Linked DNA regions of Mus musculus: region 1 is linked to region 2. The links are chromatin loops, found by intact Hi-C in ENCODE. Cell type or tissue: heart. All regions are shown on one strand. Links, peaks and the distances in the headings refer to the core of each region. The heading gives the core; the rest is flanking DNA. Region 1 overlaps Mvb12b (multivesicular body subunit 12B). Region 2 overlaps Mapkap1 (mitogen-activated protein kinase associated protein 1).

Region 1 (8,000 bases), core at 1-8,000, 770 kb before region 2:
AAAACGGTGTTTCCCAGGCACCAGCACAGAGGACATGAGCTCACAACTGTGCGGGCGTGCCAAGGCCAGTGCACGCTCCAGCCAGCCAGAATCCTTGCAGCAGGGCTTAAGGTGGACACGAAATCCCACTCCTAGATGAAAAAATATTGGTATTTTCTAGGTGCTGGAAGGAGTCTTTGTCAATGTGACCTCTTGTGGGATGGCCACACACAGGCAGATGACTGTCACCGAAGGCTAGCTGGGCAGCACAAACGACTCAATGGAAAGCCAAACAAACCAAAAAACAAAAGTCAGAAATCTCAAAGTTGGGTGGGAGGGTGGAAATGGGAGGAGTTGGAGGTTGAATATATTTAAAACACATTGTATGAAATTTTCAAAGAATTAATAAAAGTATTACTCAAAAGCAAATAAAAAGAGGCTGGGGACAATAAAAAAAAAAAATGCCTTAGAGAAGTGATTCTCAACCTGTGGGTCGCGACCCCTTTGAAGCGCAGTCTTCTCACAGGAGGTGTATATAAGACATCCTGCGAATCAGATGTTTACACTGTCATTCATAACAGGATCAAAGCACAGTTATGAAGTAGTGACAACATATTTTATGGTAGAGGGTCACCACAACTTGAGGAACTAACTGTATTAAAGGATTGCAGCATTGGGAAGGCTCAGAACCACTGGCTTAGAAGGTAGTGTTTGCTGTGTGCATATGAAAAGCCGAGTTTCACAGAACTCACACAGCCAGGCTTGCCACTGTGCTCCTGTGACGCCCACGCTGTGCAGCAGCAACAGGAGTGTCCCTGGGTCTCACAGGCCAGCTGCACTAGAGAACAGCAGCTCCGGGTTCAGTGAGAGACCTTATCTCAAACGTTAGGAGGACAGTGACAGAGAGGAAGGACCCTTGATGCTCACCCCTGGACTCTGCACAGACATCTGCATGGGTGAGTGCACGCCATGCACCCCACGGAGGGGGAAGATGAAGGAAAGGGAGGGAAACCACCACGCCACGAGCACCAAGCCAGCAAGCAGCGGACAGCCAGGGGTGACAACAGACCAGTGTGGGGACCGTGGAGCGCCTCTGGGCTGGGCTGGAATGTAGAGAAAGCTAGCCTGTGCTCCTTTGGTTGGGGCTTAAGTGGGCTCATCTCCACTCGGAAAGCAAACTAGTATTTCCCCTTCTAAAGAAAGCCATACCCAGGGGAGCAAAGCCACACACACAGCAAATCAAGTCACACACACTGAGAGAGGGTCACTGGGGATGAGCCCAAATTCACTCAGCAGGTGACTGGCTAAGTACATACATCAAGGGCATGGCATGTGGAGTGAGGGTACACCCCACAAAGCCACAGACTAACCCCCCCCCCCAGTGCCAAGCATGCGGACTCACTGAGCTGTTGGTCAGAGGGGACTGCTACACAGCTTACTGCTGTTGCTGGAAGACTTGGAGGAGTCCAGCGAGAGCTGAGTGGAAGCCTCTCTCTGAGGATCAGCCCTCAGACAGAAGTGCTAACATGGGCTGCCAGTGTGCGCTGCCAGGGAGAAGCAGTCAAAGTCCCACTCAGCCGTGAGGCCTGGGAAGCACCACTGGGGACAGCATGGCAAGATGCACCCGTGGGCAGCAGTGGCACCTGCACCTTAGAGGTGACCAAACCTCCTCGTCACTTAAGGCCTGCTCAGTATGAGGAAACTCATGCCTGTGGTTGGTGAGGCCATGGGCCCTAGAAAGGAACGAACTGTTGCCAGTGACAATAATTTCCAACAGCGTTCTAAATCCTTCCCCTCAGGCCCACAGAGAAGCGTGGCTCTCACTCTTCATCCACAAAGCTTCTTTTCACAGAAGACAAGACCGTTACGGAAGCCACAACTGGCCAAAATGCAGAGGCCGTCTGACTGTGGGGTGCCCAGGCCCAGCTGATAAACATATAGAAACTGTACCCTAAAGATTCGAGGAACACTGCAGACGGCATGGGGAGGTTTGGAGGGGGGAGCCTGTCAAAGGCAGAGAGCCTGGATGCCAGCTACAAGATAGTTGTACCTGTTAAATCTCAACAATGTGGCTGCTTGGACAAGACCTGCCCAGTGATGCCACTAGCTGACAGGGAAAACCTCACACGGTTCCAACACTAGAGGAAGAGCTATCAGTGACTAGTGATTGCTGAGAGATGGAGTGCCAGACTTCTATAAGTCGAGCCCCTGGTGGGTTATAATCCTATGTGGTCAGCCAATCCGTGTGGTCATCCCTAAACACAAGCCAAACCAGCAATTCTCGATGGACTCAGGTGTGTGTGTGTGTGTGTAATTGAAGAGGTCATGAAGTTGAAAGGGAGTGGAAGTGTAGTGATAGAAATACAGTATATAAAACTCTTGAAAAAGTGTTTTGTTTTTTTAAAGGCAGGGAATTCGGCCAGCAGAAGGAATGGGCTGCAGACTGCATTTTGGCCAGTTGTGGCTTCTGATACAGTCTCCATCTGCTAGCAGCAAAAAAAAAAAAAAAAGCCTCTTTGATGAAGGGAGGGCATTAGGAGGAAGGACTTAGAGTGTGCAGGAGTGGGGAGCAGGTTTCAGAGCTATGACTGCGGTAGGCAGCTTGCTGGTGTAACACTGATTAGATGTGTGTGTCTGAGGTGGGTAGCTTGCTGGTATAACACTGGTTAGATGTGCATGTCTGAGGTGGGAAGCTTGCTGGTGTAACTAACACTGGTTAGATGTGCGTGTCTGAGGTGGGCAGCTTGCTGGTGTAACACTGGTTAGATGTGCGTGTCTGAGGTGGGCAGCTTGCTGGTGTAAACTGGTTAGATGTGCATGTCTGAGGTAGGCAGCTTGCTGGTGTAACACTGGTTAGATGTGTGTGTCTGAAGTAGGCAGCTTGCTGGTGTAACACTGGTTAGATGTGCGTGTCTGAGGTGGGCAGCAGGGGAGATTCACTCTGTACTTCACATGTTTCTGAGTTTGTATTTTCATGCGTGTGCATGGGTCTGTCGGGAAAACACCAAGTATTGAAAAGTTGATGCCTGGACAGGAGGAGATAGCTCTGTTGGAAAAGTGTCCGCCATGCAAGCATGAGTAGCCGGGTTCAGATCACAAGCGCCCATGGAAAGGCCAGTGTGAGCCCAGTGGTGGGTAAGCCCAGTGGTGGGCGAGAGATCCTGGAGCACACTGGCAAAGCCTAGCCTAGCTCAGTCAGTGAGTTCCAGGCTCAGTGCAAGATGCTGCCTCACAAAGTGAGGCACAGAGAAAATCAAGGAAGACCCCCAATCCCCACAATGATCTCCAACTGGGAGGAGTCCTGAGTCTGCTTCAAATGGTGCCATACCAGAGAGGTCCTCTTCAGTGGGAGAGGAGGATTAACGCTGGTCTGCGGCATGACTCGTGGGTGCATGCCTGTGGTTAGCAGAATGTGGCAGTGAACCAACCGCCCTCACACTTTGGAAGGCATCTTTTAGGCCTTTAGAAATGCCATCCAAGGGCTGGAGAGATGGCTCAGTGGTTAACAGCACCGACTGCTCTTCCAAAGGTCCTGAGTTCAAATCCCAGCAACCACATGGTGGTTCACAACCATCTGTAATGAGATCTGACACCCTCTTCTGGTGTGTCTGAAGACAACTACAGGGTACTTAGATATAATAATAAATAAATCTTAAAAAAAAATCCCATCCAAGCCACCTACTAAGTTCTTTAACAAATTTAAAAGTTTCTTTGTAGCTGCAGCCACTGCACGTGTGCTGACGGTACAGCGAGGCACAGGATAAACTGGCGGTCTGCTGACTGCCACACCCCTGCCTCACCATGCACTGTCTTTTGGAGTTTCTTTGTTTTGCATAGGAATGGTCTCAAGCCAGTGTGATCTCTGTAAAAATTTAGATGGCAGCTGGGACCTTGGAAGAATATACAGGAGCTTATAGCAGTCTACTGGATCAATCACACTTGGTTCACGAGGTAGGAATATTTGCTTTTCCAAATATTTTGCCTTCCTGGCCGATAATAAAGCTGTTCAAAGAACACAGGGTGAAGAACACCTAGCAGAGGCAGCCATGTAATCCAGTGCAGTTCAAGACATGACCAGTAGATGGTGCAAAGGGACCACATATTTCTGTGGCTGCAACTCAACCATCATCAAATCAGTTCACATTCCTAAGCACTAGGAATGCTTTCCAAAAGCAGAAAGGAAGGAACCACTGGGCTGGATCCGAGCACTCTGCTGTGATAAAGTTGGGACGCTGCCATTTCATTATGAATGCAACCCTACCTGGCCTTCCTCCAGCAGACCAGGCTCCCCAGCCCACCCTAACCTCGTGCATTTGAAGAGGCCCTAACAAAGTGGACATCTAAAAGTTGAATTTGAAAATTCTTTTAACCTCACGCTGCCAAATGTGGTTCCATTAATTTCACCTCTGAGTAGTGACGTAAATGCTATCGGGATCAGCCCCAAGCTAAATAAGCAATAAGCCCCATTTTTCAACACACAAACACATAAAGATGTCAGCTCGAACTGTTTACTAATTAACACTTAAAAAGACACAAATTAGATATGCGTGGCTAAGAGCAATTATAATCAAGACGAATTCCTCTAGTCATTTGGGAACTGGAAAAAAAAAAGCCTAATTGCTGGAACCAATGTTTTAAAAACTGAAATCACGCCAGTTAGCAAATATGTTCATTTAAAGAGTATCTCACGTGACTACACTCCTGAGGCCTGACTACAAACTCGAGAACAAGGATAATATTTAGGGATAAAATTAAAATTTTAAGCTCTCTTAGATTTATAACTTCTTCATTAAATATGTCTGCAAACAGCAGCCCATAAAAACCTGTAGCAATTAAGTGGTTAAATGAGCTGCCTCCCTTGTCAATTTTAAGGGGTGATTAATATTAGATGGTCCCTCTGCTAATGAGACTCTCCTTCTTCAGCTTCTAAGTCCTCTGAAAATGGAGGCTGTCTGTTCCATCAGGAAGCAAGGTAGGCTAATGAGAGAGCAGCTAGCCACAGCCCCACGTACCCCGTGAAGTGTCTGGGTGAGCCTGTTCACGCCGAGTCTGCAGAGACTGGCTTCCCTCACCTGGCTCTCTCAGCCAGGGGCTGTTGCTCCTGATTTAAAGGGTCTGTGTCGGATGAGCCTTCAACGCCTGCATCTTGGCCCATGAGCACTGGGATGGAGGCCCATGGCGGCATAGGTAGGTGGAAGGAAACAGAGGACCAAGACAGCCAGGGCACGCCCACCCTGGCTGCGACAGGGAATCCATCAGATGGAGAAATGGGACAACTGCTTACAAGGGAAATAAAGAGCCGCGGAGACGGGGAATATTTATATGCCCATCTACTCAGTCAGAGGGAAGATGCTTCATCATGGACCGCTGTGGAATTGCATTTTTTCCTCGCTCCTCAATGGAGCAGCTTGTGCTGGGCTTGGGGGTGGGGTGGGCAGTGTGGCCTTGTGGGGACAGTAGCAAGAAAACAAGAAGGAAGACATACTGTGTCAGGCCAGAAAACTTTGCTGTGACTCCTTGGTCACTTCCCATGGGTAGGAGGGACAGCAAAAATCACTCTATTGCCTTGACCCAATTGACAGGTATTCTGCTGAGGCCTCTGAAGACAGCAGACAGGAGTGTATGACCAGGCTGAGAGCTGAGACAGCGCCAGCATCCGGGCTGAGTTACTTCACTAATCATGGCTTCACTCGTTTCCCACCACCCACGTCTCAGTGTGCACCTGAATGCTGTGGTTTTTGCGTTTTCCATGACCCTGCTCCTTGCCATCAGGCTGCCTGAGGGTAAGTGCTTGAAGCGCCATCTTTCTTGGGTGTCTTCCTGTGATATAAGTGCTGGGTGTGCCACACTGCCAAGAAGCTCTGGGGATGTGAGAGCAGAGGCACTTGAAGGTCTCTGCCAGCTGGAGGGTGCCCAATAGTGACACTATGCTATGGGGCACTGTCCCGTGGGGCCTGCACTCCAGCTGGGGTTGGGGGGGGGCAAAGGGACTCCCCAGCTCTGAGGTCTGGGCATGGATGCAGAAATGAGATGATCACTGGATTCCTGCTGGCTTCTAACAAGCTTTAGGCTCAGAGAGACCCTGGCTCAGAAGAATGAACTGGGAAGCTGAGAGAGGAGGACCCTGGAGCCACCTGCCGGCATCCTTGTCTGGCCTCCACACACAGGGCCTGCACAGCCCTCTGTGAGTTCAAGACAAGCTAGAGTTATATACTGAGACCCTGACTCAAACCACAAAACAACCATAGGTAGGTGTGGCATCTAACAGAGGCAGACTGGGCACCTGCATCCTGTCCATGATACCATATCACTTAGATCGACACATGGTACTTGACCACAGACATGTTCACTGCACACCTGTGTCCTGCCTATAAAAGCATCATGTAATCTAAACCATCAACACATGGTACCTGACCACAGACATGCAGATTCTGCAGTGTCCCCTCCATGACACCATGTCACCTCTACCATATCCACAAGGGAACGTGTGGAACTTGGAGTCTGAGTGCTGATTGGCTGGTCATGCTGCCAGTTAGGCATGCTGTTTCCTTTGTGTTCCCTGCCTACGGGGATGAACCTTGCACTCTTCCTTGAACGTGTACATTGCCTGTGCAGCACCAGGGGACTCGGTGTATGTTCAGACTATGGTGGCACCTGCACCAGGCAGGTGTCCTTGCTGGCAGCTGGCATGAACTTTTGGTGCAGCCATTTGTCTGAGGCCATTTCTAACCATTCTTGGGCTGACAGGACAGCGCCTCCATGGCAGACCTGCTGGGGAAGGTGGGTGGCAGACGGGGCTGGACTGAGCATCAGAAAATCCCCATGGCTAGGCGGCGTGTTAGGAGCGCATGCTCCGTGAAGTGGTTGGAATAAAATTGCAAATTTGAATGCTTGGTCCCTAGTTGGTGGAGAGTTTGGGAAGGATGAGGAGGCGTGGCCTTGTTAGAGGAGGTGTGTCACTGGGGGTAGGCTTGGGTTTTACTCTGCCATGAGATTATGGATCAGATGGCGCGCTCAGCTACTGCTCCAGTGCCAGGCCCCCCTGCCTGCCTGCCACCATGCTTCCTGCCGTGATGTTGAACACGTGATGTTGGACTGACCCTCAGAAACGTAAGTCAGCCTTCTATGAATGCTTTCTTCTATAAGTTGCCTTGGTCATGGTGTCTCTTCATAGCAATACAACAATGATTAAGATACTCAGCCTAATGTTGGATGGACAGACTGACTAGCTGCCCTCCAGCTGTGCCCAGGAGGCAGGCAGCAGGGAATAGGCCTATCAGGCCCCTTTTGCTCTTTGTGTTTTCCCATGAGCCACCTGCTGACAGTTTAGCCAGGGCCAGGGACTCTGTTGTTCATTCACTCTCAGTACAGGCTCCTTTGCAGGGTGGCTGGACACTTTGCTCCCCACTGTGGGACGGAGCCAGGGGCAGGATCTTAGGAGATGCTCAGGTCTTTAGCCTGTGCCCCAAATTCACAGGTGGTTATTTGGGCCAGTGAGATGGCTCACTGGGGAAAGAGGCTTGTCGCCAAGTGTGAAAACCTGACTTCTATCCCTGGAGCTCACATGATGGAGGGAGACGACAGACTTAAGCAAGTTGTCTTCTGACCCCACACACTGTGTCAGGTGCCCACTGCCATAAAACAAATAAGTAGATAAAAATTTAGAGGTAATCCCTTGCCTTAAGGATTCTTTCTGTTTAGTTTGGGGGCCGTGGTTTGACAAGTGTAACACAAACAGCAAGCAGAACACAGCTAACAGGCCCTGGGCCTCTTCACCAAGGCAGCCAGGCCCCCAGGGAATGAAAGAGAGAAACAAATGTCTGACCCTGGCAGCACCATGCCAGCCGGGGACACTTGCTCTAAGGGATGATGCTCCTCCACCTTCCCTCATCCTCCATAAAGCACCTTTAGTGTAACTCAGCAGCAAATGCAGGCAGGCCTCCTTACCACGACTAACAGTGAGAAACAACAAGGCTCTGACAACTCCGATGGCGTCCCTCAGCTGCAGACCTGGACGGGTG
Region 2 (10,825 bases), core at 1,500-9,499:
CTCAGTCTCTTGTTTCTCTCTTCCTGCTTGTTAGTCTGGATTATCTATCCTCAGGTACCAGTCAGACAGGAATGTAGACTTGACTGCCTCCTTGCTTTCTGTGCCTTGTTGTAACCAGAAGAATAAGACTTGTTGAAGAAATCTTGCAAAATGAGAATCCTTTTTCATGCTAGACACTACAATGAATAAAGTAATTTAATCTTTATAAGACCCTTGTGCAGCAGATAGGATTATTTCCTTTGTAATTGCAGAGTTTGATCGTGTAGTGAGCTCTTAGAACCTGCGGCTGTGCTGAGAAATAGTAAGGCACACATGCGGCTGCAGCACTGGAAGTTGGAGGTTAGGAAGGTAACTTGCTGCAGACTTTTCCTAACTCTCTTATAAGAAAATGAAAAGGAGAATAGGACATTTGGAAAGTACAGAAGGTAGAAAGAAAAACTCCACATGACAAATGTTTCCATAGCCTTTGAAGACCCTTTGTACAGTTTATAGTCTTTGTGAACACTACTCAATTGTTTATATAGTTGCAATCATTATACTGTTTTTAATCCATCAAAAAAATGGGATGTTGGTACTCATATCTTGAAGTGCCGTCCTCTACTTAAGAATCCATGCGTGGTGGTACATGTGCTTGCAATGTCAGCACTCTGGTTGCAGAAGCAAGGAGAGGTGGGAGCTTAAGCCCAGCTTTGGCTATATCGAAAGTTTAAGGCCAGCCTGGGTTGCTTGAGACCCTGCCTGAAAAAATATCCTTTCACCTTGACTTGTGCTGCTTTCTCCCTTATCTGAAGCTGCGGTCTCTGGCGTGTATAATGCCCAGAGCTCCCTACAAGATCAGCTGATAGCTTCACCCCTCTTCTAGTTAACACATACCTCATTTATATTATCTTACTTTTGTTCAGAGTGAGTCCATCTACTTATTCATGTACTTGCTCATTTAACAAATATTTGTTAAGTACTTCTAAGTGCCAGCCCTTTTCCTCTTCAGTAAGCATGAAGAGCGCATGTTCTTTGGGAGTGTAGATGCATGAGTAGGGAAAAGGAGCTGTGCGGCCACAGAAGGTTAGAAATAGTGACCAGATGCCAGAAAGTAGATGTACTTGGATTCTGACAGAGATCAAATGATTGTACAGAAATCAAAAAACCCATTCTCGGGCAAGGTGGAGCTCAGAGAGATTTGGTTAGTCATCATGAAGAGCAGGTGTCGGCCATTCAGATGGAGCCCCAAGAGAGGGCCTGTGGGATCTGTAGACGCCTTTAGCAGGGACCACAGCTGCTTTCTTTCCCCTCCCATTTCAAAATACCACCAGTTTCTGCTTTGATCAATGAGTTGCGGAACAGAGGTGACAAAGCCTTAGTCCTCTCCACCCTCTATGTCTATGAACCAGCTCATCACAGGCTTCCTTCTCTGTGTCTCCTTTCCCCAGTTGTAGATGTGAGGAGGGTCACATAAATCTCTCCAAGTTCCTCATTAAAAAGAACAACAAAAATTAACGTGTCATGGTTCCTTCTCAGACACCAACTAATCACCTTGAGAAATCTTGACAGCATGGCTTTGGCCCCAGGACTGGTGGGGGTCAAGGGATTCTTGGTTGCCTGGGTTTGAATGTCAGCTCTGAAATTTATGTGCCATCCAATGTTAAACAAGCCACTTTGCCTCAGTCAGCCTCAGTTTCCTAGTATTTAAAATAGAAACACTGACTGATCCTACTGTGAGATATGAAATTTTTCTTGGTGGCTGTGTCAAAGCCAGTTTACCCAGAGTGTGGTACACAATGCCCAGTGTGTATCGCTAGTGACATTGTTGTGCCTTAGGAGCTCTTCAGGAGGCATCCTAAGCAGCTCCACAAGAGAGAAAACAACAGTAACTTCTGTCAGAGGATGATTTCTTTGTGGAGGCACAAGGGAACCAACCAGCGGGTAGTAGAGTGGAATGTTTAGTTACGATCTCCTTAGATTTTTAGTTGAAGGCTTAGAACCTTGTTTGCTGCTAAACTCTGCTCATGCCCTCACTTGTGCCATACAAGAGGAGTCCTCCTTAGGATGGACAGAGTAAACACAGTGTAGATACTTTTGAATGAGTTACTTGCTAGTTTGTATTTCAGGATTGGTGAGCCATACCCTTTGGTTTACTCTCAGACCTTAGCTTCTGGTATTCATTGAATTTGTTTTTGTGGGGACTCAGGAGTGTCCCATGACAATCAAAGCAGGATTCTTCTGATATTAGCATTGGGCTTTCTGCCTTGATACCTTGAACTTCTGTGGTATTGGGGAATCAGACATCTCTCAGATTGATTTGCATGGCAAAAAATAATCTGTGCTGTCTCTTGCTTGTCCTATCCCATCTGCCCTGCTTATAAAACCCTAGAGCTACAGCAGCCCCAAGACTGCAGCATAGCAGCCCCATTAAACTCAGAGAGAGACCTGCCCAGAATGAGCTGCCCTGTTGCTACTCTGTACATCGTTAAGCTGGTTCCCATCTGACCTTACTATAGTCATCTCATCTTTAGATTCTGTGTGCTTGCTATAGGATCTATATACATCACTGAATCTAATCCTGAATTAGGACATTAGGACCTTGTTATGGATGTAGAAATGGAAAATAGGACTATTGATGCTTATTCTGAACTCATGTAGCCCAAGAGCCATGGAGCTGATAATTTAACTTGGGTCTCCCATGCCATTTTTGCCTCTAAAGAGCATCTATTTCTGCACACACTTTGTGATAGACAGATTGCTGTAAAAATCTAGGAGTTCCCACACTCAGACAGGAACTTTTTTCTTACCAACATTGCAAACACATGTAATGTAAAGTGACAATGTAAAGTTATCAATCCACTTAGCAGATTTATGTTTCCATTAATTTTCATCTGTCCCTATTACCTGTTTTATACAATAAATACTTCCCAGCCTTGACAGAAACACTGAGTGTAGATTCCCTGAATTAGGCTCTCTCGGTACACAGAGTTGCAGCTAAAGATTGTGAATTAACTGGGAAAATTGCAAATCAGGTAGTCAGTGCAATAATTCATTGTCACATCCAATCAATAAACTTTGTAAATCAACTCATTTAATTCAAAAAATGATCTATATAGATCAAGCAACCAATTAAACAATTAGCATACACTTTGGAATTAATTAATTAAAGCATCAATCACATAATTAAAATTCCAAATTTGAGCTGCAGAATTTAGAGTTCTCCTGCCTTTTGAACTATTAGATTATACTTCTGAAGCTGCCTGCCTTCATGCTAGCAGGCTTGTGATTTCCCAGCCCTCTCTGGAGCACACCAGTGGTTTCAGCATTCATTTATTTACACAGTCACAGGTCTTGTGTATCCCAGGCCTGCTAGCTATGTAGCCAAGGATAACCTTGAACTTGTCATCCTTCTACCTCTACCTTCTAAGTGCTGGGATTAAAATCCTCCACATCTGATTTATGCAGTGCTGAGGATTAGACACAGGACTTTATACATACTCGATGAGCACTCTACCAACTATAGCTAGCCCTAATTTTAACTTGTAAATTGTGTTAGTGTCCTATCAGTATGTATAAATTGCCTTTTTATTGTCCCTCAAGGGGAAAGGTGTTTGTTGATTCTAAAAGGTCAAGACTTCTGGCTGGACATGATAGAGAAACAGAACGTGTCCAGAAGTGGTCCAAGGACCAGGTATGAGCACCAGGGTAAATCATGCCATTTGCTTTTATTCAGCTAAGGTTCTATGGTGTTTGGAATCAGATCTTACCCAAAGAAGCAGCTACTTTTTAAGGAAGGAAGTCTGCGGCTAGTCTTAGTTACCAGGCTTCCCTGGGTGTGCATCAGGGCCTCTCCAGCAGTCCTTTCCCTTTGTTTGCCAGTGTATTCTGTAGTGCTGTACTGGAGTGCTTACTCCCCCTCTGTATTATGAGCTTCCTTTGAGCCAACATTAAATCTCACTTTTCATCTCAAGGACTTAGTTCTAGGTCTTATCTCTAATAAGTGTCCAGTGAATGTTAGAGAAATGACACGTGTGAAAAAGATACTTTTGTCTTTTTAACAAGTGTTAGGGATGCTCAGCATATCCTGGACTGAGGGTAGAGAACAGCAGGGTTGATGTGCTGGCTGGGCCATACTGTCTGGTTACATGTCCCTTCCTGCAGCACTCACTTGCCTTTATGGTTTTGTTTTCAGTGACAATGTCAGTGCCTACTGCCTGCATATTGCTGAGGATGATGGGGAGGTCGACACGGATTTTCCGCCACTGGATTCCAATGAGCCCATTCATAAGTTTGGCTTCAGTACTTTGGCCCTGGTTGAAAAATACTCCTCTCCTGGTCTGACCTCCAAAGAGTCGCTCTTTGTTCGAATGTGAGTACTTCCTTGGTGTGTCACCTGACCTTCTAGCCTTGTTTATCAGGGGAATTATGTGTGTTACCTGGAACATCTGCTCACCTGGTTACTTGCAGAACAATTTGGGAACATGTGCATTGCTGTTTTGTGCTTCTGTACCTAGGACATGTGCAGGACATGTGCAGCCTGTGATAGATCTGGGAACAGCATGTCTACAGATGTCACCTCTGTGAGCAGTGGTGACTAGGAGCCTGGGAAGGAGTATCTGGGTTTGCCCCTTTCTAATCAAGGACACCAGCCTAAATGAAAATGCATATTGTGGCCATTTTTCTATTGTGACTTAAAATACTTTTCTCTCCAACTGGTTCAGACTCTCTTTGTTTTTCCTCTGTTGCCTTCCATTAGACTCTGCCTGCTCTGTGCTTCTGTCAATCTGGGAAAGCCTTAAAACATCATTCTCAGAAAAGTATGTGTACGTACATAAAATAAAATTCATTGGAATATAAAAAGACTCTCTTATATTGAAAATCAACAGATCATTAAATAACTCTATATGTAATGTTATATCTACCTTTATTAATAGATTGCCTAACAAGACCCAAGAGGGGTTCCAACCATCGCTCTTAAAGCCTGTTGATTCAGAGCAGCAATGAGTCTAAGTATTGCTGCCTCAGGAGTCTGCACTATTTGTAGCAGACAGTGGTGTTGCTAAGATGTCTGCGCATCATCTGCAGCAGCAGCTCATTCAGCTCTGAATTGTTGCTTCCACTTTCCATTGAGGAATGCTAAGGCCTGCAGGTGGGACCCGTGCAGCTGCGGGTGAGCCTAACCTAAGTGAGGCTAACCTACACCTCTAATCTCCCTCTCCTGGCTATCTCCTGGGATTAATAGTGATCCCTTTGGCACCCCCTGCTGTTTGAAACCAGCAAACTCTCGTAGTCCTCATGAGAGATTGCGCTGAAGGAGCTCCTCCTGTCCCTTTCAGACAGACTCCTTTGTCTGAGACTTAGGAAGATTGGATTGTGCAGCATGCGATGTGTGAGAATTCTAGGTCTTTCTCCCCTTGAGCAGGAATAGACTCAGGTGCCAGGGGTGAGCTGGGAGCAGCCTCTCCAGCCTCACCAGTGGCTGCCTCATGTCTGCTCTCAAGTCAGATTTGATCTACAAAAGAGCATTATTTTCCCTCCCATTTTCATTTCTGAGGTGCAAAAACAACAGCTTTACAGAACACCTAGAATAATTTTAAATTACATAGTTTTTAAAATAATTTAAAAGTTATGAAGTGATTCTGCCTTCCTAATAAAACTGAGATAACCCTCACATGGACCCATGCATACATACACAGGTGAAACCAGAGGCCAGTACCTTTTTCAGTTGCTTTTCCACCTTAGGCTTAGACAATATCTCAAAAAACCTGGCCCTTAAAATTTTTTGTCTAGGTAGGCTGGCCAGAGAGCTCTCAGGATCTGCCTGTGTTGGTCCATGTCCTCACCCCCACCCCAGATGTGCACCACTGTGTCCAGCGGCAGGCATTTCACACATGGAACAGCTCCTCAGGCTGTCTGATTCCTGTAACCATTTCCAAGGATATAGCAATTACAATTTCATTTGTGTGTTACATTATATTTGCCTAACACTGTAATAGTGTTACGTGTTTCAATACTCTTAATTCCTGTAATCTATAGTTACTTTGTGCCAGAAATCTAGATGGAGACATCTTCTAGGCAGAGAAAAATCTTATTTTCTCATGAAGATCACTACCTAATAAGAACACAGTTGTTAAAAAAACGAAAAACAACAAGACCAAAACCATAAATGTGTTAAGCACCTAAGCATGAACACATGAGGTGCACAGAGTACTGGGCTATCTGCTGGGTTTGGATTTTCTTAAGTAACGACAGTCTTCTGGATTCCTGTGTCCTGTTGAAGTACTTCTTAGGGTCATTGCCTTTAAGTAAGCAGGGTTGTTAGTCAGTGCGTACAAATTAATATTTGTGCTGAGACCTGAACTCAGGACAATATGTGAGGTGAGTGTTCCACTACTGACTTATTCCTCAGCCCAAATTCTGACTTCATTTTCAAGCAGCCTTCTGAAAGATGTACCAACTTAGAAGAAAAGCATCAAGAAACTGCCTTTTTTCTCAGGTGTCTGATGAAATAGTGCAGACTATTTACTCTGTGTGTGTATTGGGCTGAGTGGCCTCCCACCTGCCTATCTGGTCCACATTCTAAGCCTGGGAGACCTTTAGTTAGGAGTCTTCAGAGACATGTCTTGTTTGTGTCAGCAAAGGGAGAAGAGCTTAGCTCCTCCTTTTTGTTTCCTTCCTTTCTTCCTCCCACCTCTGTCTCCTCTAGCAGGAAAAACCCTGAGCTGAAGGTGTTAGGAAAATAGGCTTGACAGTAAGTAGTAAACTAAGGAGCCAACTGTGAAAACTGCCTTTTTTTTTTTTCTTTGAGACAGGGTTTCTCTGTGTAGCCCTGGCTGTCCTGGAACTCACTCTGTAGACCAGGCTGGCCTCGAACTCAGAAATTCGACTGCCTCTGCCTCCCGAGTGCTGGGATTAAAGGCGTGCCCCTGTTTTTATTATGATCAATGTGGAGCTGTGAGAACCAAGGCTGCACAACACTGTTCCCAAGCCTACACGTGACTCTATGTCATATGAAGGGTGATGGTCAGGGAGGGCTACTGGTGTGGTCTTACCTGTCAGGGAGATCCCATTCTTTGAGGGCTGACCTTCAAGCCACTACTCAATTCAGGAAAGGTCATCAAGGCCTTGGAGCCAGTCTGCTCCCAGCCTGACCTTGTCCTTACTGATGTGTTTGATCCTGGTGGATTCCATAAGTTTTTCTGGCTTAGTTACATGGTGATAAATGCTATCAACCTTGCAGGTCAGTAGTAGGTATTAGATAGAAAGCTTGGAACTATGTCTGGTGTGGGTAAGCGTTACCTTTTGTGCTAGCTGCTGTTCCTGTTGTGATTTATTAAAACAGCCCTTAGAGAGGGAGAGCTGGATCCTCTGGACCTCTGGCACCTACACAGCCCCTAGATTGTTCTTGAATTGCTAAGTTTGCTTCAGTACATTTTTCTGCCTCCCTGTCCCCTAGTTAGTATTTTACTGCCTGAAAAGGCCTAATGGAAGTAATTGTCACTGGATGTGGGCAGGTGGTGGACAGACATTGAGGCATGGTAGAATTTCTAATTAGAGTTTGTAGGAGTAGACTTCCTTGGAGATGGCTAAGAAACATCATGGGAGAGAGACACATAGACAGCAAGAGCCAGAATACCAGACTGAAACAATAGCAGTATCATTAGATAGGATAATGCAAAAGGCAAGACCTTGTATAAGCTCCCTGAAGGCTGGACAGAAAAGTAAGTTTCTGTGCCCTCAGCACCCAGTGGAGAACTTTGTGGAGAAGCTATAGGTGAGTCTTCAGGTCTGGGGCTGCCAGTGGGACCGGTGGCAAGCACTGTGTCCTATCTTGCGTAGCCTTCACGACTGTACTGCACTTTGAGTACAGGAAGCTCACTTTTACCTCCCAATGAGATCAAGCACAGGCTGTGAACCTTGGCGGACTTGGGTTCAAGTCTTACTAGCAACTTGCCGTGTGACCTTGGCAATTTTGCTTATCTTATTTTATCTCCTATTAACTCCAGATAACAGAAATAATCTTAAACATAAGTACAAAATTTTCATAAACTTAGGCTCATTGTTCAGCCTTACTTTCTCCAAATTGGTTTTTAATATAGGACTACTTGAATACATACAAATATAAAACTTTGGCTATAAAATTCTATAATGTATTAGCTATAAATTTCTCATTTTTATAAACCTAAAGTATGTCATTAAATACAAGTAAACGATAGTATGGTGATTTGAATATGCTTGGCCCAGGGAGTGGCACTACTGGGAGATGTGGCCTTTTTGGAGGAGGTGTGTCACTGTGGAGTCAGGGCTTTGAGGTAAATTTTACAATCTTGATACCAGTTTTTTGCTAAAAATAAATTGACGTTGGGTTTAGTGAGAGTTTAATTGTTTTACTTGTCAACTTGACTCTTGATTTTTCACTTTCATGGAAATGTCATTGCCATATTATTTTCCTTTTAAAGAATGAATGGGATTTTTAATTACCAGCACATTGTTTTAATTGATTTATAATGTAGTCTTCAAATGTAAGTATTCTCTACTAGAAAATTCTTATTTGCTTTGTCCCATCATACTTGTTGCTACTGTTTTGCCCAGGACTTTTCTATTGTAAAACTGAAACTTCTGTATCCAGAGCAGAGCTGGTCCTCTGGTCACCTTCTCCCATCCCATAAGCCAGGGTAGCTATGGTTCCTGCTTTTGCTGATTGGGCTGCAAAAAAGGTGGGCCCTCCTCCTGAGTGATACCTGGGCACCCATGATTCCAACACCAAAGGATGCACCTTTTTTAGGGGTCAGCCGGCTCCAGTAAAGTACCTTGTGTGCTCTGTGTTCTCACACCATCTTTCTGTTTAGCAAAGTTTGCATAATGAATTTGACCTTTCTTCTCCATTAGTGTTAAATAGCTCTAGCTGCTGCAATGTGAAGCCCCCACATCTCACCAGCTTATCCCAAACATTGCCAGACCTCCTGTGAAGGCTATGTGTCGTGTGGTTTTCGTAGCAATGCTCCATTAGGGTATTGGTTGCCATAGGCATTGCAGAGGTAGTAGGCATGGCTAGGGTTTGTTTGTCAGCCGCTGCTTCTTTCTAACAGGCTGCTTTTCTTTTACTTCTGTCCAATGAGGGCCAGCTGGGTGGAGTGAGAAAGCCATGGAATGAGAATTGGTGATGATCTAAGCATATGCTTATTTATAATATATATATATATATATACACAGAGATAATATATATATATACACAGAGATAATATATATATACACACAGAGATATATATACATATATGTATATAGTGTGTGTAGAGTGATATGAACATATTTATACATTAATTTTTCTTTTAATCTAACCACATATAGGTCTCCATATACATATATATGATTCTTGTATGTGTCTATGATTTTCACTGAGCTAAAATAAAAATCTTCTTTTTTTCTTGAGACAGGGTTTCTCTGTATAGCTCTGGCTATTCTGGAACTCACTTTGTAGACCAGGCTGGCCTTGAACTCAGAAATTCGACTGCCTCTGCCTCCTGAGTGCTGGGACTAAAGGCATGTGCTACCACACCCAGCTAAAATAAAATTCTTAACTTTTAAAACTCAGCTTATAAATTTAATAGTTACTCCTGGAAGGAGGGGCCTATGAACCTAAGAAAATGATACTATGCAGATTAATATTAGGTGGAAGAGAGATTTAATTTTAAGTTCCTTTCATTTTATTCTGCATAAATTATGAATTATTAGATTTTATAATTATTTACATTCTATTTTTATCATTTTCTTCCCTCATCAGACAGAAATGAAAAGAAATAAACCTATTGAGTAAACCAGAGATTATCAGTAGTAAAATAGACTTCATTTATTTGAAGAAAAAAAAAAAAACTTAAGTGGATCCCTGCTGGAAAAAATGTTCTGTGGAAATGAATGTGGAGTTGGATGCCTTCTAATACGCCTTGTAAGTGAAGCCTCAGTCTCCCCCAAATCCAGTAAGCCAAAGACATATCCCAAGACATAGAGCTGCTGTTTGAGGGAGACTAGAGTTCTCTACTAATTTGAAAATTAGAAACTGCTAAGGAAACACACCTTGCCTTCCCAGCCCATGGGTGGATCAACTTCTAAACTACCTGTTGCTTCTGATTGATTTAAGACAGACTGGGTGTGTTCCCTGAACCGCAACCGCTTACCTTAACTACTTTTGAAGAAGCTCTGAGTATAGGTGGACATACTAGAACCGTGGGAAGAAGTAGTAGATGGGAAGGAGGAGGGAGGAAGTGGGTAGGAAAAGCAGGAGAAGTTGATTGTTTCTTGAAACGGGTTCTTTTTTATATAAGGCTGGCCTGGAACTTGGTAAGTAGCCAAAGGAACTTTGAACTCTTAATCCACAACATGCCTGATTTGTATAGTGCTAGATGTCAAACCCAGAACTGTATGCCTTCTAGGTAACTACTACTAGCTGAAAATATAGCCCCAGGATGCTTTTTGTCTGATGTCCAAAACCAGATGAAGAGCTGGATCTCAAATGGTGCCCAGCATCTAGAGAAGTGCTCCTTGCTAGCAGTGACCAAGCCAGGTGGTAGTATAAGAAAGGGACCTGCCTCATCTGCCTGCTTCTACCCACCTCCAACACTGTGCTCATTCATCCAGAACTCATGGAGAGAATTGAGCTCACAAAAGGCAGTGGCAAAGCAGACCTTGCTACAGAGTGAGGAAGAAGGGCTCCAAGGGAACAGACATCTAGGCTAATGAAACAGAACCCAGGTCAGACCCTGTCAGTCAGAGCACTTACATTACCTTCCTTTGTGTTTTCCTTACAATGTTTAATATAATAAAGGAACATAAGATTGCAAGCTAGGGCTGG

The links. A loop is a pair of places that touch in the nucleus more often than their neighbours do. Peaks named below come from ENCODE experiments on the same cell type or tissue, not always from the same donor. Only the 100,000 strongest peaks of a DNase experiment are listed, where the experiment ranks them.
Region 1: it touches region 2 in a loop (2.1-fold over the local background); 5 of 42 quality-filtered maps call a loop at or near these places.

Annotation. Positions count from the first base shown.
Region 1 is chr2:33,742,555-33,750,554 of GRCm38, forward strand. The region is part of intron 9 of Mvb12b (multivesicular body subunit 12B); the gene reads right to left. It overlaps Gm52507 (a long non-coding RNA gene), which reads left to right. Exons shown (of 4, transcript XR_003953788.1): 1 at 1-3,930; 2 at 5,562-5,762. Among named protein-coding and RNA genes, the nearest start is that of Gm52507, 13 kb to the left of the region's middle. In heart, for the core only: a CTCF peak has its summit at 4,051 (motif pointing right); a DNase peak (open chromatin) is centred at 4,207.
Region 2 is chr2:34,514,502-34,525,326 of GRCm38, forward strand. It overlaps Mapkap1 (mitogen-activated protein kinase associated protein 1), which reads left to right. Exons shown (of 12, transcript NM_177345.4): 6 at 4,172-4,348. Among named protein-coding and RNA genes, the nearest start is that of Gm34178, 55 kb to the right of the region's middle. In heart, for the core only: a CTCF peak has its summit at 5,239 (motif pointing left); no DNase peak of the experiment used is centred there.